Regions from separate parts of the Mus musculus genome. Here regions 1 and 3 are each linked to region 2. The links are chromatin loops, found by intact Hi-C in ENCODE. Cell type or tissue: heart. All regions are shown on one strand. Links, peaks and the distances in the headings refer to the core of each region. The heading gives the core; the rest is flanking DNA. Region 1 has its middle 210 kb from the start of Cwc27. Region 2 overlaps Cwc27 (CWC27 spliceosome-associated protein). Region 3 overlaps Cwc27 (CWC27 spliceosome-associated protein).

Evidence for each region. Hi-C counts contacts between places; a loop is a spot of excess contacts. Peaks named below come from ENCODE experiments on the same cell type or tissue, not always from the same donor. Only the 100,000 strongest peaks of a DNase experiment are listed, where the experiment ranks them.
Region 1: a loop joins it to region 2, with 3 times the contacts of the local background. A loop is called at or near these places in 6 of 42 quality-filtered maps.
Region 3: it touches region 2 in a loop (5-fold over the local background); 13 of 42 quality-filtered maps call a loop at or near these places.

What each region holds. Positions count from the first base shown.
Region 1 is chr13:104,606,694-104,613,302 of GRCm38, reverse strand. No RefSeq gene overlaps it. Among named protein-coding and RNA genes, the nearest start is that of Cwc27, 210 kb to the left of the region's middle. In heart, for the core only: no CTCF peak of the experiment used is centred there; DNase peaks (open chromatin) are centred at 2,282, 2,652 and 2,892; H3K27ac peaks cover 296 bases.
Region 2 is chr13:104,785,999-104,792,607 of GRCm38, reverse strand. Cwc27 (CWC27 spliceosome-associated protein) reads left to right here. Exons shown (of 14, transcript NM_026072.1): 10 at 1-109. Among named protein-coding and RNA genes, the nearest start is that of Cwc27, 28 kb to the left of the region's middle. In heart, for the core only: a CTCF peak has its summit at 2,720 (motif pointing right); no DNase peak of the experiment used is centred there.
Region 3 is chr13:104,677,781-104,684,389 of GRCm38, reverse strand. All of the region lies in intron 11 of Cwc27 (CWC27 spliceosome-associated protein), which reads left to right. Among named protein-coding and RNA genes, the nearest start is that of Cwc27, 140 kb to the left of the region's middle. In heart, for the core only: a CTCF peak has its summit at 2,981 (motif pointing right); no DNase peak of the experiment used is centred there; H3K27ac peaks cover 360 bases.

The DNA of each region.
Region 1 (6,609 bases), core at 1,413-3,912, 180 kb after region 2:
TCCTAATCTGTTGGTGGCCTTTTTGTCTTATTGACGCTGTCTTTTGCCTTACAATAGCTTTGCAATTTTATGAGGTCCCATTTGTCGATTCTTGATCTTACAGCACAAGCCATTGTTGTTTTGTTCAGGAATTTCTCCCCTGTGCCCATATCTTCAAGGCTCTTCCCCAATTTCTCCTCTATAGTTTCAGTGTATCTGGTTTTATGTGGAGGTCCTTGATCCACTTAGACGAGCTTTGTACAAGGAGATAAGAATGGATCAATTCGCATTCTTCTACATGCTAACCACCAATTGAGCCAGCACCATTTGTTAAAAATGCTGTCTTTTTTCCACTGGATGGTTTTAGCTCCCTTGTCAAAGATCAAGTGATCATAGGTGTGTGGGTTCATTTCTGGGTCTTCAATTCTATTCCACTGATCTACTTGACTGTCACTGTACCAGTACCATGCAGTTTTTATCACAATTGCTCTGTAGTACAGCTTGAGATCAGGCATGGTGATTCCACCAGAAGTTCTTTTATTGTTGGGAATAGATTTTGCTATCCTAGGTTTTTTGTTATACCAGATGAATTTGCAAATTAACCTTTCTAACTCTGTGAAGAATTGAGTTGGAATTTTTATGGGGATTGCATCAAATCTGTAGATTGCTTTTGGCAAGATAGCCATTTTTACTATACTACTCCTGCCAATCCGTGAGCATGGGAGATCTTTCCATCTTCTGAGATGTCTTTGATTTCTTTGTTCAGAGACTTGAAGTTCTTATCATACAGATCTTTCACTTCCTTAGTTAGAGTCACTGCAAGGTATTTTATATTATTTGTGACTATTGTGAGGGGTGTTGTTTCCCCAATTTCTTTCTCTGCCTGTTTATGCTTTGTGTAGAGAAAGGCCATTGATTTGTTTGAGTTAACTTTATATCCAGCTACTTCACTGAAGCTATTTATCAGGTTTAGGAGTTCTTTGGTGGAATTTTTGGGGTCACTTATATATACTATCATATCATCTGCAAATAGTGATATTTTGACTTCTTCCTTTCCAATTTGTATTTCTTTAATCTCCTTTTGTTGTCTAATTGCTCTGGCTAGGACTTCAAGTACTATATTGAATAGGTAGTGAGAGAGTGGGTAGCCTTGTCTAGTCCCTGATTTTAGTGGGTTTGCTTCAAGTTTCTCTCCATTTACTTTGATGTTGGCTACTGGTTTGCTCCATATTGCTTTTATTATGTTTAGGTATGGGCCTTGAATTCCTGATCTTTCCAAGACTTTTATCATGAAGGGGTGTTGGATTTTGTCAAATGCTTTCTCAGCATCTAAGGAGATGATCATGTGGTTTTTTTCTTTGAGTTTGTTTATGTAGTGGATTATGTTGATGGATTTCCGTATATTGAACCATCCCTACATCCCTGGGATGAAACCTACTTGATCATGATGGATGATCATTTTGATGTGTTCTTGGATTCGGTTTTCGAGAACTTTATTGAGTATTTTTGCATTGATATTCATAAGGGAAATTGGTCTGAAGTTCTCTTTCTTTGTTGGGTCTTTGTGTCATTTAGGTATCAGAGTAATTATGGCTTCATAGAATGAATTGGGTAGAGTACCTTCTGATTCTATCTTGTGGAATAGTTTGAGGAGTATCGGAATTAGGCCCTCTTTGATCCAGTCCCCAGGAGGCCTTTTGTCAAGTCTTAGACACCCTGTTGCTATTTTATCCTGGTTAGTAAAGGGCATGGGACCCTGCTCATGGTTCTCCCTGTCCAGGGGTGTTGTTTAGGACTGACACTTCATCAGGAAGTCTTGCAACAGTTGACTTCCTCTTTATGAGAGATACTATGTCACAAACTTTGTCTTCAGCAGAGCCAGCGTTCTGAATACTAATCTGTGAGGAAGGCTAGACTGACCAACAATCCACACTCTGTCTAGATTTATAAAGTAGTTGGCAAGTTTGCGACAACAAAGCCATCAGTTCCTGAGCCAGCTGAGACCCACCAGCGTAACAGTGACATAAGGGTCCTAAAGATGACAATCATGGCGGTTCTCCCAGACTTGGCGACTAGCAGTCTCCCTGTTTCTTCAGAGCAACTCCCTTTCCTGGCAGTGTGGCTGTCACCTACTTAGTTCACTTGACTTTCACCATGACCTCCATCAGCGTCTGAGAGAAAAGACCCAGCCTTTTGACACCCACCAGCAACAAACCTACCAGCCCCAGATCTCCACGCCCACTCACTTCTTTTGGTCCATGAGGGTTCTTCCCCGTTCCCATTTCTGAAGGATGCTTTCCTTCTGGCCATCTAGCTCACCCAGGGTTGGAGGAAAGCCAACTCCATTCTCATCCTGTCCAATGAGGTCAGCTCCCCTCAGTCACATCCCCTAGACACTAGTTGACCCTGCTCTGCTGTCTCGGTAAAGGTCACTCAGCTTTTGAATTCTTTCCACCCACACCCCCACCCCAGTTACGTGTGATACCTTCTTAGAAACTTAAAAATAACATTTATTTCCTCAGTGGTTTTGTATATTTCCATCTGGCAAACTTTATTTTGTTCCGTGTGTTTCTAAGGGAACAGAAACGAAAATGGTTTATGTCCTGCTTCCTACACTGGCCTGCCGTTGTCAGGACCGGAAATGCCCTCAGTCCTAAGCGGGTACACCCAACCGCGAGCTCAGCCTCAAAGCAGAGGCTGTGTCAGCCACGAGGACAATGGGCATTGTTTGCTTGTTGGAATGTCTACTGCAGTGCACTTGCCTGAGTCAGTGACTTTTTAAAATTTTAATAGATTCATGCCACTTTGTCTGGATATAATTATAGTGTAAACGTGGTTTGCGTTATAACTATTACCGCAACAACCGAGTCCTGTTATTAAAATGAAAGTGAGGACAGGACAAGAAGTCAAGATGATGGGCAGTCGTTACTGGGCGGGACTCCCGGGGGCTGCTGGAGTGCAGGAAGCATTCTATTTGAGGAACCGGGTGGTAATTTTCATTCTGCCACAATTCGTTGGGTTTATTTATAGTCATATTTTTCTATGCATTTGTCCTGCTTTAATAAGTGTAATTTAAAAAAAAAAAGCAAAATATAAGACGGGATTTGATGGAGGTTGGCAGCTGAGGCCATCGCCCACTCCCACTTCACCGGCAGCATTATTTAAGTGTCTACTTTGTGATCCACAGTAAGCAAACTCTTGGACATATTACAGAGAAGGTAAGCTTGGGACCACAAGGCCTGACCTCAGGGAGCTTAGAGTCCACAGGCAGTTACAATTTACATGAAAAGTGCAAAAGTTAGGTGGTAATCTTTAATTTTAAAGAATGGCCATTTTCACTGTGAGACTTGTGTGCTGAGCACATTCGTCCCCTCAGCCTCCCGCTGATCCCCTCTTCCCAGATACTCCTCTATCTGCTTCTTTTCTTCTCCTCCCCTCTCCTCCTCCCCTCTTCTTCTTCTCCTCCTCCTCCCCTTTCCTCCTCTTCCTCCTCTTCTTGTTCCAGCACTGTATTTTATTTGGTTTCTTATTCTTTTTTTTTTTTCAAAGATTTATTTATTATGGTACATAAGTACACTGTAGCTGACTTCAGACGAACCAGAAGAGGGCGTCAGAGCTCATTACGGGTGGTTGTGAGCCACCATGTGGTTGCTGGGATTTGAACTCTGGACCTTTGGAAGAACAGACAGTGCTCTTACCCACTGAGCCATCTCGCCAGCCCTGGTTTCTTATTCTATCCTAGGTTAGCTGGCTAAAGATCATGTGCAAAAGTGAGGTCCCTGCCAGGGGTTATACCACCTAAGAAAATGTCCTTTCCTTCTCTTCGAAACTATAAACCACCCATCGATACTCAGGGAAGATGAAATCTCAGGGGAAATAGCTGCCACCCGTGGTAGGATCTAAATGGTCGGCTCTCTGGTGGTTCTTCTGTCGGAGAACTATCTCGTTCTAAAAACAACACAATACCCCACTCCACTCCTCCCTCCCTTCTAGATTGAACTAACACTTCTTAGTTTGGACAAATCTACCATGCTGAGATGTAAACATTAGAGAACTGGCCTAAGGTGTACGTGAGAGACATCTCTGCAACCTTTGCAGCTTTTCTTCATTGGCCCTATTTTAGATGTAAAGTTGTATTTTTTTAAGTGCCACGAAAATGACTGTGAGCTAGAGATTATTTTTGCATTAAGGGAATTGAAGGTGATTTCATAGATAAAAGGACATTTCGAAGGAGCCTTAAAGGAAAGGTGAGATTATTAGAAAAGGAAACAGGATGGCCAGTGGGGGAGGAGCACGCAATACAAGAAAGAAGTCTACAAACGTGCACAGCTGAGCAAGAAAGAATCATGTGGGGAAAGCATGGGAAAGGACCGGGCACCTCAGAGAAACTAAGATAAAACTCTAGATTTAGTTCTTTGGCTTTATCTTGTGGTGTTGGGATAAAATCTTGCACATTAGACCAGTGCTTTTCCCAATAAGCCATACCCCCAAGTAAATGGTTAAAAGGTAGGTAGAGTGCGTGCGCGCACACGCGCACACACACACCTCTGAATTACTGATAAAATTCATTGTTTTACAATGCATGGTCACTTGAAAACAGAAACTAACACAGTTAAGTCAGCCACACATACCACGTGTGTGCATCTGCACTGAGGTGAAGGGATTAAACAGTTCAGAAGCATCCCCTGCGTGCCCCTGCGTGCCCCTGCGTGCCCCCTGCGTGCCCCTGCGTGCCCCCTGCGTGCCCCTGCGTGCCCCCTGCGTGCCCCTGCGTGCCCCTGCGTGCCCCCTGCGTGCCCCTGCGTGCCCCTGCGTGCCCAGTGCTCAGGGTACGTTAGCTCTTTTAATCACTCCGAGAGCCTTATGAAGCAGCTGTTCTTGTTTTATTTTACAGATAGAAAATCGAGAACTTGTTTGCATCCAACAAACACAAAAGTCATAAATATAAGAAGTAGATACAGCCACCTGAGGTCTCGTTCGCTTCCAACAAACACAAAAGTCATAAATGTCTAAAGAAGGTGGTGCGCTTGGTGCCAGAATGTGCTTCAGCCGTTAAAATGGAAACAGCTTTACGCTTACATTTTACTTAAATCTATTTTAACTGAAGAGAAACTCAGCTGGGACTAATTTAAGTTCTTCAAGACACAATGGCCTTGATAAAGCCATTTATCAAGTGGTTTTATGAAATAATTCAGAGGAGTATGTTTGGCAAGGGGGCAATTATCCCAGAGTACCTAAGTGCAATGAGCCTGGCCTGCATGGGACAGACACAGTATGGAAGGGTTCACCCCAGTCTCAGAAAGTCATCTCTTGTCTCTTGTAGACCGAGAACAGAAACAACTACGCTGTATCACGTGTACACAGACATCCCAGCTCCCAGCTGCGATCATGTCTGCATCCACCTAAGAAAAGTGGAAAGGATTTAGCGTTACTGTTCGGGGTTTCTAGAGACATGACTTGCCTTCAGAAAAAGAGTCAAATTGCTCTGTAGTTGAAAGTCACATGGCTTAACAATCCATATTGTCATTTTCCTTTCCCCTAGTGACTACGGCAAGACGAAGTCTTTTTGACGGGTTTGTGTGGGATTTTTAGTGACTCCCTTAATCAGGCAAAAATGAGTTCCTCAACAATCAATAATTGCCAATTAGGAATTCACCTTTTGTTGCTTTCTAAGATGTCCCATCACGAAAATAAACCATAAAACCATTTCTGCCTCTCATGTGTGGACGAGAACGAAATCCTTGAATGGAATTTTTGTTTCACTCTAGATGCTCTGCACCCTGTATCTGCAGCCTGGTGGTAGGCAGGCAACCAGCCGGGCAGTGAAGAAGGCATCTTGTGCTTGATCCTGCCACTCGGCATCCCAGGGTGTGATGAAAACTGGAACAAATCTGGAAACCGTGGAGGTGCCAGAAGGTTACAGTCAGAAGACGGAATTATTTGAGTCAGTCGGGAATGTCTGGTTCTCTTGGGTTAGGCCTCATGGGTAGCATTGTGCTGCAAAAACAACTGGCGAGGAGAATTCCAGAGGAGTAAACATGACCTTGAACCTTTGGAGAGAGATGCTTATCTTTCTCTACTGTTAGGGGGGGAAAAAAAGAAAAAAAAAGAGGCCGAATTCTTTCTTCCACCTTTTCATCTTTCAAAATGAAAATTGTTCAGCTCGGTTCCAAACCTGAGTGGAATTTGGAACGGGAGGTGGGTGGAGAACCTTCCTCCAGCCCTTGCTTTATGCTGGGTTTTATTTGAAATAAATTCCCTGCCATGACTCAACAGCCTCTAGGGCCGCAGACAGATGAGGCTGTGGAAGGCTCATCCTTACCACTTCCTGTTATGGGACAGCTGCTGGGGAGGTCCCAGCAAAGGTTACCCCGAACACAGCACTCTGATCCACCAAGGAAACAATGACACTTTAAAGGACACGGGGTGGGGCTGGAGAGCCGGCTCAGCAGTTAAGAGCACTGACTGCTCTTCCAGAGGTCCTGAGTTCAATTCCCAGCTACCACATGGTGGCTCACAACCATCTGCGATGGGATCTGATGCCCTCTTCTGTTGTGTCTGAAGACAGTAACAGTGTACTCATATAAATAAAGTAAATAAGTAAGTCTTTTTTAAAAAGAAAAAAAGTGA
Region 2 (6,609 bases), core at 1,549-4,048:
ATGATGAGAAGAACTTGATGAGAGAAAGAATTGCAAAACGGTTAAAGAAAGATGCAAGTGCCAGTGTGAAGTCAGCCGGAGACGGGGAGAAGAAGCCGGCAAGCCGAAGGTGAGTCAGGACGGTGCTCTGGGCATCTGTGCTCTCTTCTTACGCCTCTCTTTTCCAGCTGGGACCGGTATTCTGTTCACTAAACTGTAAACTCACAATTGCATAATGCTTGTTAACTGCTCCAGCTGTGAAAACCAGCGTCTTTATGACCTAAAGAGACCAGAATCAGAGTAAATTTAATGTACAGTAAACAGTATATTAGCTGCATGTACGAAATTGTGTTTACTAATACCAATGAGAACATTGAGTGATTTATATGGGAGACATCCTCAAAAATTTACGTGAGTAAAATTTTTCCAAATGGTGAGTAAAGTGGGCTGAACCCATTCTTAGATGTCTTTTCAAGTCCGATTGACTAAATCCTCACACCTGTCATTGGCATTCTGGAATAAGTTTCAGTAACGGCAGGAAGTTCTGTGTGGTGTTAAAAGTTTGTTGGATTTTGTGCCTTAACATTTTGCTCTTTTGAAATTTGACTCAGTTTAAAGCCCCCCTTCTTCCCTACATGACTCTTTTTTACAAATCTAGGGTATACATCTTAAAAATCACTGTATTACAAAGACATGGGACGTCTTTTCTTCAGTCGATGCATGCAGTACAATAGAACTTCATAAGTAACTTTGTGTGCGTGTTTCCCAGCCTCGTGGGGGAAGCTTAAACATCGAGGCAATTCCTTCCTTCGCAGACTTCCCTGAATATTTGCTTTGTTAACCAAAATGAAAAGTGAGCCGCAGAGCTTCTCCTGAGGACGTCCTTGTTGTGCTCAGCAGCGAGCTTACAGGCTGCTTCATTTCTCGTCTGGGCAGCAAGTTTTCCTGCAATTCAAATAATTATTGTTGAACAGGTTTTAATCTTTTCCCTCTTTTTTAAGGTATATATATTTAAATTTTTTATTTATTTTAGATTAGGCTTAAAATACAACTTTTTCTTTTTTTTCGTTTTTAAAAACATTTAGTGGGCAAAGCTAACACTAATATATGGTATATCTAAGTATGTATGTTTGGATATTTCTTAAATTCTGAACTCTATCTTGTTGGCTTCAATACAATTTAAAATAATTATATGCCATGTAACTAAGTTATAATTTAATACAACTGAATTTTCTATAAGAACTAATTAAGGCATAGTTTTAATGCACTTCTCATAAGTGACTAAAAATGGTTTGCTTCATATGAAAAAACATTGCATTTTTCAATATTGTGTTCATCCTTACCATAAAGGGTTGTCTTTCAAAAATTGTCATTTGTGTGTGGTCATGCTGTGCAGACGTGACATGAGTGGATAGTGTAGGCATATGACCTTGACCATAAGGATGCTGGGAGCACTGAGATGTTAGTAGGTGAGGAATGAATTGATTATAGTTAATAAGGAGACTGATTGATAGGTGGTAATCTGTGGCAGCTTAAAAAAAAAAAACTGATGAAAGTTCTAATTAAGAAAGCAATTCCTAGGCTGGAGAGATGACTAAGCGGTTAAGAGCACTGACTACTCTCCCAAAGGTCCTGAGTTCAATTCCTAGCAACTACCTGGTGGCTCACAACCATCTGTAATAGGATCTGATGCTCTCTTCTGGTGTGTCTGAAGACAGCTACAATGTACTCATATAAATAAAATAAATAAATCTTAAAAAAAAAAGCAATTCCTATTGGTCATGGTTTGTAGAAGCTATAGTCAAAGAGCAGAGTGCTAACCAATTTGGTTTGTACTGATTTCATCATAGAGTCTACGTTACCTCCCCAAAAGCTTAGTCAGCACACAACATCATACTGGGGTGTGGACATGCAGCATCGCACAGTGGAAGGCCACTCACACTTGGTGAGGAGAGAGAAGACTGATGGACATTTGTCATTGTCTGAGCATGGGAGGTGGTGGCTGCCTTAACAGGTTCTGTCACTCCTAAAGGGAGCCTTCCATAAGGGTGAAGTGTGAATCCAGAGCACGTCCCTTCTGTCACTGGAAACTTAGTGCGTTACAAGTTTACTTTTGACACATTGTAACATACATTAAATTCTAAACTATTATGTTTATGAGTACTTTGTACATTCGCAGTATTAGGGGAAAACCCCTTTTTTAAAAGTACTTGTAAGCCTGCTAAGGAAAGTGAATTTAGGACAATTAATTCTCTAAAAGTGGTTATAGATTTTAGTAAGGATGTCACATGGTAGAAGGAAAAAACTGATGCCCGTAAGTTGTCTTCTGACTTCTGTATTTTAGAGGTCCTTTTAAATAAGTACATTTTAAATAGATATGTTTATTTTTAAGTTTCGAGTGAATATAAACATTGTGGATATTAATTGATTTTTGTCTTTTAAGTAAAGTAATTGGTAAATATTCTTAGAAAATATGAAGCAAACATTTATTTCTAACCACTTCTGTATTCACTCAAAGGTTTATTGTCCATATCCTTCACTCCTCTCTCAGAAGAGGGTCTATGACTAAATAAGCTAACCAGAATTTTATAGGCTCATAGAAAGCATAAACTCTCATTTCTTCTCATGTGTACCCACGGCTGGATAAAAGTTTAAAATGTCTATTTCCTCTCCTGTCAACCCACGGCTGTGGATTATCTCTGGAAATTTAGCCTAAAGCTTAATGTAATGAGTTGTGTTCACCTGTAGGTGGCACTCAGAGGCTACAATTTAGTCATGCTTCCTATTTCTAGCATCTGTGTACTGATTCAAAATAAACACTAATGTCAGATGGAACAAGTAGACTAGTCAAATATCATTTGTTATGATGGTTGCAGTCACTAGGAAATTACTGCCTTTTATTGTGTAATTTCTGCTATGCAGTAATAGTACCAAGTAGTAAGACACAAATATTAAAGTTGAGGAATTAAACTTTAAATTATGGAAAATATAAACATATTAACATAAAGTCAAAAGTGATACCTTCATAACTCCTGAAGGTTGGATAGAAAATAAGCTGTCACTAAATTCAGTCCCTTTCATATTCCTTGGTTGAGTTTATAATGTTTGACTAGGATGTCTCATAGAAATTTGAATTATTTCCCCTGTAGGAATTCTAGACCTCTCACAAAAACATTCTAAGTCTCAGACTTACAGATTGTGTGAGTCTTATCATATATGTTCTACTTTTGATTGATAATCACACGTAGGAAGTGTAAGTTTTACATGGTACATAAATTTTGTTTTATTAGCAATTTTTTAAAAAGTAGCCTGGTAATTACATTTCAAAAAAAATAAAGATAACACATTTTTAAAATGACAGTATAATTTGTTTTTGTTTTTGTTTTTGTTTTTGTTTTGTTTTGTTTTGTTTTGTTTTGAGACAGGGTTTCTCTGTGTAGCCCTGGCTGTCCTGGAGCTCACTTTGTAGACCGGGCTTGCCTCGAACTCAGAAATCCACCTGCCTCTGCTTCCCGAGTGCTGGGATTAAAGGCTTGCGTCACCACCGCCCAGCTGACAGTATAATTTTTAAAGCATAGTAAAATTTAAAAATTTAAAAGCTCAACTCACATGTGCAGTTTGGCCCCCAAAGTGTGGCCTCCAAATGTCTCCCCCATGTCATCAAGACCTTAGAGGCCGAGATGGAGCTGAGCAGTCGGAGGTGCTGCCTCCTTTACACCGGTGCTGTGGACTGAAGCAGGCAGTAAAAAGAGGGAAAGAGACAAATGCATAGCTTAAATTCTCAATAATTAGTCTACATATAAGACTTGCAATTATTTCTTTGGTCTGAAGTAATAGAGGTCTAAATGTGTTTCCAGCAAACATTTTAGTTGGACAGAAGATAATAAGGTCTAACTCAGTCCTGCTTTTAATACTATCTGCATGCTTTTACTTGAACTCGATGCTGGGTTTTTATGTGTATTTCATAAGTAGCCATTCTATTCTTAACTTTAATTTCAAATATTTGTTCCTCTTACCTCTAGCCACTATGTAAGAGCTATTATGAAACATAAAGATACAGGAGAAGTGCTTTCTATCTGCAGATGTCTAATTGGTGTTGTTTGGATGCATCGCCAAAGTGCAGCAGTATTGAGAGATGGGTTCTTAAAGGAGTGATTGTTAGGGCTTGAGGACCTTGGTGCGATTACTCAAGGGTGGGTTAGGTATCTTGGCAGTGGATACGGATAAAAGAGTTTGCCTGCCTGGTCCTCCCTCACACACTCATGCACATACATCAAGCAAGAAGCTCTTGCGTCTTCTGTCAGTCACCTGACACACACGAAAGGCCCTCACCAGCTACATGCTGCTTCACCTTGGACTTCTCACACTTAAGAACTGACTGTCCAGCTTCAAATATTCTGTTCTTAGCAAACACAAATTGTGAAAGATTAAGAATTGTAGAAAGTAAATATGACGCATTCACATGTGTGCGAAGTGTCATAGGCAGTAAGTGATGTGTATTTTACACAAAAAAATCAAATATCAACTTAGGAAAAGCAAAAGAGGGCCAGAGGTGTGGTCCATGCCTGCAGCCCTGCATTCAAGAGGGCGAGGTTGGAAACTTATGAGTTTGAGGTAGCCTGGGCTACATAGTGACAAATACTATGGTTTTATACATGTCATCTTCATTCTAGTAAGATGAGGCATCTTCTGGAGCCACTATTTAAACACTAGCACTTGTGCATCAAGCTCAGCTCTTCAGATTAATGCTGCTGGTCTCCCCAAGCTGACTAGATGGGTTGTTTTACTGTCTTTATCTGTTATGGTGAAAATTCTGGCATAGTATTGGTTGTAATGTAAACCATATCATACTTTAATATTTCTGGCAAGTTTCCTTTTATTCTGTTTGGGTCTTTATTGCAAGAATTTTGGATATTCCCAATAAAACTGTTCCTTGAGCTGTTTGAAATAATATACTACTTTAAAAAGTGCCAGGTCAGTTCACTGAGAACTGGTTAGTCCATGCAAGGGGTCACCTTCAAACCACACTCTACGCCTTATACCGAACCCAAGCAAATGCTGCAGAAATGTGACAACTCTACTGTCTTTACCATTACTTTCCATATGACAGACAGGAAGCTGTGAAATGCACATTGTGGGAAGAGTGTCCTGTCAAAACAGACAAGAGGCATTTGCATGTCTTTAGAGTATGTTTATTCATATTACCCATGAGAGTTGCAGTCTATTGATCTTGTACCATCTGTTGTTTATGGGGAATAGACTTGCATATCTGAAATGTATTATTGAAATTTTACGGGAAAGCATTCTTTAAGTCATTCAGCATTTGATGACGTATTCTATCCAGGAATATGTGTTTCCACTGAAGAAGATTCAAACACTGGTTGCTTTCTTGTCATCCCTAACTGCTCATTGTGAACCCACCTGTTGATTAAACATGCAAGTGCATTTAAAGTTTAAAGGAGGATGAGAAGGGCCACCAGCAAGTCAAATGTCTTTGTTTTGTACTAAGCTTGTCACATTGTACAAGGGCCTGAGGGAAATGATACCTTGTGATTCTGTCTAGGCCTGTCTTCTCTCCATCAACACCTAACTCTTGAGACCTTTACCACCCTTCAGGTATCTCTTGGATTTTGCATGTTCATTGAGGATATTTGTAGTTTCTGTAGCCAATGAGTTGTTTTGGTTTCCCACACTTATTGTGCCTTTCCAGTATGGCTAGGCACTTTGCCAAGTATTTTTTCTCCACAATAAACCTACAAGGTATATACAAAGATACAAGATATACTTTGTAGTATTTTCCTTGTTTTTACAAATGAAACAAAGAATCCCAGAACACTGAGTTCTAGAAGGTAAAGTGCCTTGACTTTTGTCTATGGCGATCTAGCAGCAAAGCCAGGGCCCAGGCTGTAATGACCTGTTCCACCTCTCCAGAGCCTAGAGAGTAGGACTCAGTCAGTGTGTCCAGCTAAAGATGCCTGGCATGGCATTTTCTTTCTAGTAGAGAGCATCAGGTTCAGTCAAAAGTCCATTTCTAGAAATAAGATGGAGAAATGATTGAGGACATTGAGACATTAACCTCTGGCCACCTACACAGGCCAACACACTCAAATACAACACAGGCATACACACACACACACACACACACACACACAAACACACACAAATGCATGTAACGTGAGGAGGGTGGAGGGAGACATGGAAATGAATAAATAATTTAGATAATCTCCTCAGATAAATAAATATTTGTATGCATAAATATATACACAGAGAAATTTTTCAGTAGCTTAAAACAAACAGCTATCTTGCTCTGGGTCAGCTCCATATTGGCTTTATCTAGGACCTGGAATGCAGCTTCCTAAGAGCTAACTTAACATGGCAGAGGAGAGCGATGATAGACTCATCTAGACTGCAAGGTTTCTGCCTTGAGGTGGCCATCTCGTCCCATATATTACTTGATCATCTCAGTGGCTAGAACAGGAGCTGTAGTTAAGCTTGGTGGCCTCTGAGTGAAGCTTAGAAGTTTGACGGCAGGAATAGGAATGACTGGAATAGCAATGGAATCTACCACAGTCTGCGTTGATGGGAATTGCCAGGGACACTGTGATTATGTAATACATTTCATCATCATCT
Region 3 (6,609 bases), core at 1,839-4,338, 110 kb after region 2:
TACTGGGAGATCATAGATGCAGGCAATTTTAATAGCTATATTTTTAGTTTACCTGGTTGGCTTCAGAAATCTTTTTATTTTGAACTTAAGGGTTTTGTTCGTTTGGTTTTGTTTTTCGGGTATTTGGCAGCGGGGGTCGGAGCAGGGGTTGGTTGGGGTTTGTCTCTTCCATTCTTGCTACAATGCTACATATATAATTTGTAGTTTCCCCATCCAGCATAGGAGGGTGACACAGAATCACTGTCAAATGGCTATCAGACTATGAGGGCTGTGGGTCACACACCTGGAGAAGTACACTGTGCTCTGTAGGACATGTGGGAACATCAGTCAGCCTTGGTGAAGGAAGCTGTGAATTGAACAGGAGCAACAAACCATAGCTGATATGTACAAAGCTGGATCCTTACTAAAAAGCTATTGATATCTCCCAGTAATTCCCAGTAGCCCTTAATAATCATTTGTATGATACAGTTCTTTCTTGGAATCATGAAGAATGGAGAAATATGGGAAAGGGTTACTTGTCAGATAGGGCAAATTTATTATTTACTAATGAATAAAACCCAATTTAATATTCTTTATTTAGACTCCATCCTTACTGATTTAAGTTCTCCCTTCAGTACTGGGGAATTAAACTCAGGACCTGTGTGTACAGGGCAATTATCATTCCCAACCCTTGAATTCAAAGGCAAGCTCTCCCTACATACCCAAGACTGGCCTTGAGCTAGTTCATCTCCTGACTAAGCCTCCACCACCTCACCCCACTTTCCCTATTTTTTAATATATTATAAACTCAATTAATTTAAATGTATTTTAGTATATTTTGTAGTAGCCTCAATTAAGTCCTGTAATGGCTATACATTATTAACACAATAGCTGTTACTTGAATTATAAACCAAACAAAGTAATATGATCCTGAGAAAAAATGGTGAAATTTTATTTTTAGATAAAAGGATTTTTTAAACTTTTTTAAATCTAACACAGTATGGGAAAATAAGTGAAAGGAAGGAAGGAAGGTAGGAAAGAGATACTTAGAGAACATTTTTTAAATGTATTGTTAGCCTGTGTGTGTGGGCACACGTGTGCATGCAGGCACAGAGGCCAGAGGTAAGCTACTGATCCCCTCAAGCTGAAGTACAGGTGGTTTCGTGCAACTTTGGTCCTGGGAACTGAGGTTGAGTCTTCTGAAAGAGCAACAAATACTTTTTTAACTAATGAACCATTTTTCCAACCTGATTCTAGATCATTTTTTAAATGCCAAGGATACACTCCGTTTTCTAAATGATCATGATTGCTTGAGCTGTTGAAAACATCAGCAGTGAATGTTGGATGTGGCAGCTCATGCCTTTAATCCAGCACTTAGGTGTTGACTGTAATTTAAGCATGATTGCCTTATCTGTTCCTACTCTAACTCCAGAATAATTGATACAAAGACCTGTTAAGTTTATTACCAAGCTTTAAGCACTATGACTGGGCAGATCTTCATCGATTCTAAAATGTCTGCTTCCCAGCTGCTTTGCCTTCAGTGTGAGTGTTGCTCTGGCTTGCTCTGGTCCATGTGTGTCCTCATAGAAACTCCCTTGGTGACTCCCCACTTGACTCCTCCTGGAGCCTCATGGCCACTCTTGGTCTCTTCATGTGGTTGCTCTCCCTGGGTTCCGTGGCTGGAATCAGAAGTCCAGCCTTCCTATCTTCTCTATTCAGCATAGGCTGAGCAGCTTTTTCTAACCAATCAGAGAAAATTGGGGAGCATTTTTTACACAACACCAATGCAGGAGATGGTTCAATAACCAGATAATGCTAGCATCCAGACTGGACACAGAAATCAGCAACTGAATATACAGTGCCCAAGGCCAGCCACTAACACACAGGAGGCAGAAGCAGGCACAGCTCTCTGAGTTTTGGAACAACCAGGGCAACACAGACAAAGCCTGTTTCAAAAAACCAAACTAAAAATGAAAGTATCTACAGTGGGTGTTCCCTGCAGAGAGAAAGCATCCATGGGAGTGAATGTAGAGTGGAGGCATCAGCCTGTTACAAAACTTATCTCAGGTGGGAAGACAGCTCACTGGTCAAAACACTTGCCGTGAAAGCAAGAAGACTTGAGTTCAACTCCCCAGACCCCACACAAAAGCCAAATACATGCCTGTAACCCCAGCATTGAGGAGCAGAGACAGGCTGATCCCTAGAGCCAGATCATTGAGCAATAGGTTCAGTCAGACCCTGTCTCAAAAATAAGGTAGGACAGAAAGATGGTCTATGGGTAAAGGTGTTTGCTACCAGAGCAAAACCTTGACTTTCATGTGAAAAAACAGAACCAACCCTGTAAGTTGTCCTTTGACCTCTACCTATGCAACATGGCACATGTACTCACACACACATAGACAAATAAGTGAATGTAACAAAAACAAATTAAATAACGTGATTTCTGGAACTTGCAGTTTAGTGCACTTGACGTCTTTGAACCTCATTTTCTCCATCTGTAAAATTAGCAGAGTCCTCACAGTTGTTAGCACTGATATTTCATGTTGTGGTTCTGCAAGCAGTCCTCTGACACATAATTTAAAAATCAAGATGAAGCTTTGACTATAATGCAGATGTACAGAAGGCCTAGCTCTGGGCTCCCACAGGTTACTGTTGTGCAAATGTCTAATGGAAAATACAGCTGGAGGTCGGTGGATATTTTTATACTTTATAGTCCATCTGGAATCCAATCTGAGAATCAGGATACATTTTAACTGAATTGTTCTCAGAAACTTGCTACCTACACATTTCTCAGATTAGCTGAAAGAAAAACAGGAAAAAAATTCTGTTAAGAATTATTGTAAACCCCTTACTAATATGAAACAGTGAGGCTAAGTAGAGGGAAAAAAATAAATAAAACGGGATTAAACTTGGTTAATCTCAGATCTTAGATACTTCAGTATGCAATTATATTTCCAGTAACCCCTAAACACTTTGACTGATTTCATGAAGCTGGAGGCTTATTGACCACCAGATGGAGCCAGTATTATTTTATTATAGCATAAAAGTACCCTGGATGGTGCTTCAAAGATGAAGAAGAAAAATCCCAGGCTCTGGAAATTGCCAAAATGAAGTTTCACTCATAGTAAAATAGACTTTTTAGGTTTCTCTGTCTAGTTTTTTTTTTTGAGTGTTTGTGTATATATAGAAGACACTACTTCTTATGAAATTATATTATTATTATAATCCTAACATGTATCCTTTAGACAAAGTAAGGATTATATTGTGGTTGTGTGATAAATAGTATGTGTCATAATTATGAAAAATGATAATAAATTATGGATTTTATTGTAGACATTTAGATATCACAGGCACTTTCCATTATAATTATCACCATGACAGAATTTGAAAGGAAGAAAGAAAGGGAGGGGATGTGACCGGATGGGAGAAATGTGTCTTTATCCCCAGCAGCTTCCTAAGGGAGAAGGTGAAGATGGTGAATGGTTGCAACTCCTTCTGAGTTTCTATCCACAAGACTTGGTACCCATAGGCAGTCATCAGTGATAACTGCTTCAAGATGACTCCATCAATTTAACAAGGGTCATAAATCCCATATATCCTTATAACTCAATGTAATTAATCAACTACCTATTGAAAAACTCTGTATATTCTGGGGCCCTAGGACCTTGAACAATCTTTAAAGACCCATTCTATCCAGTAAAAGTAAAGATGACTGTAGACACTGTTGTAATTTGATACCTTTAAATGATCATTTGTCCCTGTTGCTATTACTGTTTATTGTCCACATAATACAATACAAGGCCTATGCCAGGACAGGAACAGGCTGTGAATTTACAGCCGAGAGGTACTCCAGACAACAGCAGTTATCATACAGTGCCCTTTGGAGTTATGGTCTGTGTTAAAAGTTTGAGTATAGGGGAGCCGTGACTAAGGGGAATGTAGGAAAGGCCATAAAAAAATGTTTGGGGGTAGAAACTATTTGAGTAAACCTACTGTGTGGCACACTGCTCTTCTTTCATGGTCCATGCAGCCATATATTTGAAACTAGAGGAAAGTACAAGGGCTCTTTTTATAGTCAATTTTATTTACTAGATATGGTTGTATTAGCTAATGCCTTTGCATGTTCAATTATACCTTTCCTTTTCTTTCTGTTTCTCTCTTTCTCTAACAGCCAAGCTAATTAAAAGCTCATTATTTTGAAGCCAGAGTACATGGGTATAATGTACCACACTCCCATGCCCAGTTTAATATCTCATAGATATGAGACACCTGATTTAATCCTTTGTTACTGTAATGTGCCAACCATCAAAGTGGGATGCTTTCCTCATACAGCTGTTGGGTATAAGGACTAAAAATGTAATTCACTTGCTAGTATTTGGCACATAGTGAATATTTACTTTAAACGTTTACTATTGTAGCACTTATTTTCAAGTGTGGCACTTTTCCTAGATTCAAGCTCTGATAAATCAAAATTTTGATGAAAAATATTTTGCCATTTCCAGTCTATATGATAAACACAGCTACACATTAGTAGCAATCTTTCCCTTTGATTTTTAAAAAATATGTATACTATTATTACCACATCACCTTCATTTACATAAAAGATTTCATTTTATTATGGAAATTTCACAAAATAGTCTTTGAGGTGATGGATCCAGAGCCACTTAAAACCATTCTATAACTAGGCTTCTGGCATATAGAGGCCATTGCTTGCTGGCTGGCTGGCTGCCTGCTTGCCTGCTTGCTTGCTTTGTTTAACAAGTTATCCCGAGCTTTTGTCCCCGCCGGCAAGAACACACTCAGGACAACCGGAATCTTCTGCGGCAAAGCTTTTATTGCTTGCTTATCAGGAGGGAAGACCCCGAACCAGGAAAATGGCGCTGCTTATATAGCCCACAGCGTGATGTTTCAGCACCTGATGTGGTGTGACAGCTCCTGATTCATTGCTCGCCCATCACCCCATTACTATGCTGCGAGATGGGCAGTGACTAGGCGTGAGTTCACTCTTGCACTTGCGCATAAGGCTTATTTACTAGTTAGGCGCAGTGGAAGCCAGCGCCATCTTATAATGGCGATTGCTCATGGCATTCACACGATTGCTCGCGGCATGGCTCTCCACATCTCCCCCTTTTTATTTTATTAAAATTTGAGGCTGGTCTAAGCGTCTGCAGTCATGTCCATCTGCTGTGGCTCCTGTCTTAGGTCATTCCTCCAATTTCACAGCCTTTCCTGTCATAGGGTAACCCTATCGCCACCGGGTCCTGTGTCTTAGGTTGGTCTGTGCATGAGGAAAGTTGCCCGTCTCTGGATACCGCAGTACTGTGTGACAGTAACTGCTAAATGACCTAGGGCGAACTCTATAAAAGAGGCCAGCCAAAAAACGAATTAGTAAACCTCAGCGAGGTGTAAGTGCTGATCAATGAGCGTTGAGTCTCTTACATCCCAGTGCAATGTATCCACAAATCCGTGGGACGCAATAGCAGAGAACTCAGATGTCATTTAGGTCTTAAGCATGGACAGCCAAATTTCAGGGGAGGCCTCTTGTTCAATGGCTGCAAGTGCTTGAGCGATAATGACCTTGTCACGGTTTTGTTGGGTTCTGAGCTTACAAACCAACCAGAGCATAAACACAAGTCCACAGCAGACAACAGCAGCAAATAAAACCACCCCCACCCATTCCTTAAAATAAGAAAAAGCAGATGAAATCCAGGAGGAGAGACCCTCTGTCAATGACAGGTCCACTCTTGTCGAGTTGATCCTGAGAACAGCCGCTCTCAGGACCTCAAGGGTCTCATCGAATCTTTCAGACCATTTTCCTGCAAGATACAAATAAATCTGCCTAGACAGATTAACAAACATGTAAATAGTGATTTTTCCCAAAGGAGGAAATATGGGTGACACCCATTTGCCAGCTCAAAGAACGGGAGCTAATAGTGGAGCAGGACTGATAGCCTAGCCCTTGTAAAGAGTGTGATGACTGAGTTACGGGCCAGTTTTTTGGCCACCAGTGAGAAGAAATAATACTTTTGTCTGCTCCTGTATCTAAAATTCCCTTAAATTGTTTCCCTTCTATAACTAACTCCAAGGATGGCCTGGAATCTAAAGGCATTATTAAGTAAGCAGAATCATTTCCAGTAGAACCAATCCCTCTGGCAGCTCGAGGAATACCAGAGGAAGGAAAACAGCCATGTAGGCTTGGCAAAATTATTAGTTGAGCTATTCTGTCCCCTTGTGATATAGAAAAGACACCTTGAGGACAAGAACAGAGAACCTGAAGTTCCCCTTTATAATCCTGATCTACAACTCCAGGGTGGACAATAAGACCTTGTAGGCTGCAAGAGCCTGCCTCGTATATCTCTAATTGAACGACAGTCCTTAGCCCAATGATATCCTTTTCCACATTTAGTACACAATCCTGGTGCTGTCCTTTTTATAGGGGCTCTGCAGTCCTTTTTTAAATGTCCTGGTTTGCCACAATTAAAGCAAAGTTTGAGCTCAGTTGAATCCGAGCGCCTCCTCCCCTGCAGAATGGCTGCTGCCAATCCAGCATTAGTAAGCGGCAGTCCAAGTTCATGGCAAACCTTTAACCAGTCCTGTAACCCCTTACTCTTTCTAGGTGTAATTGCTGAT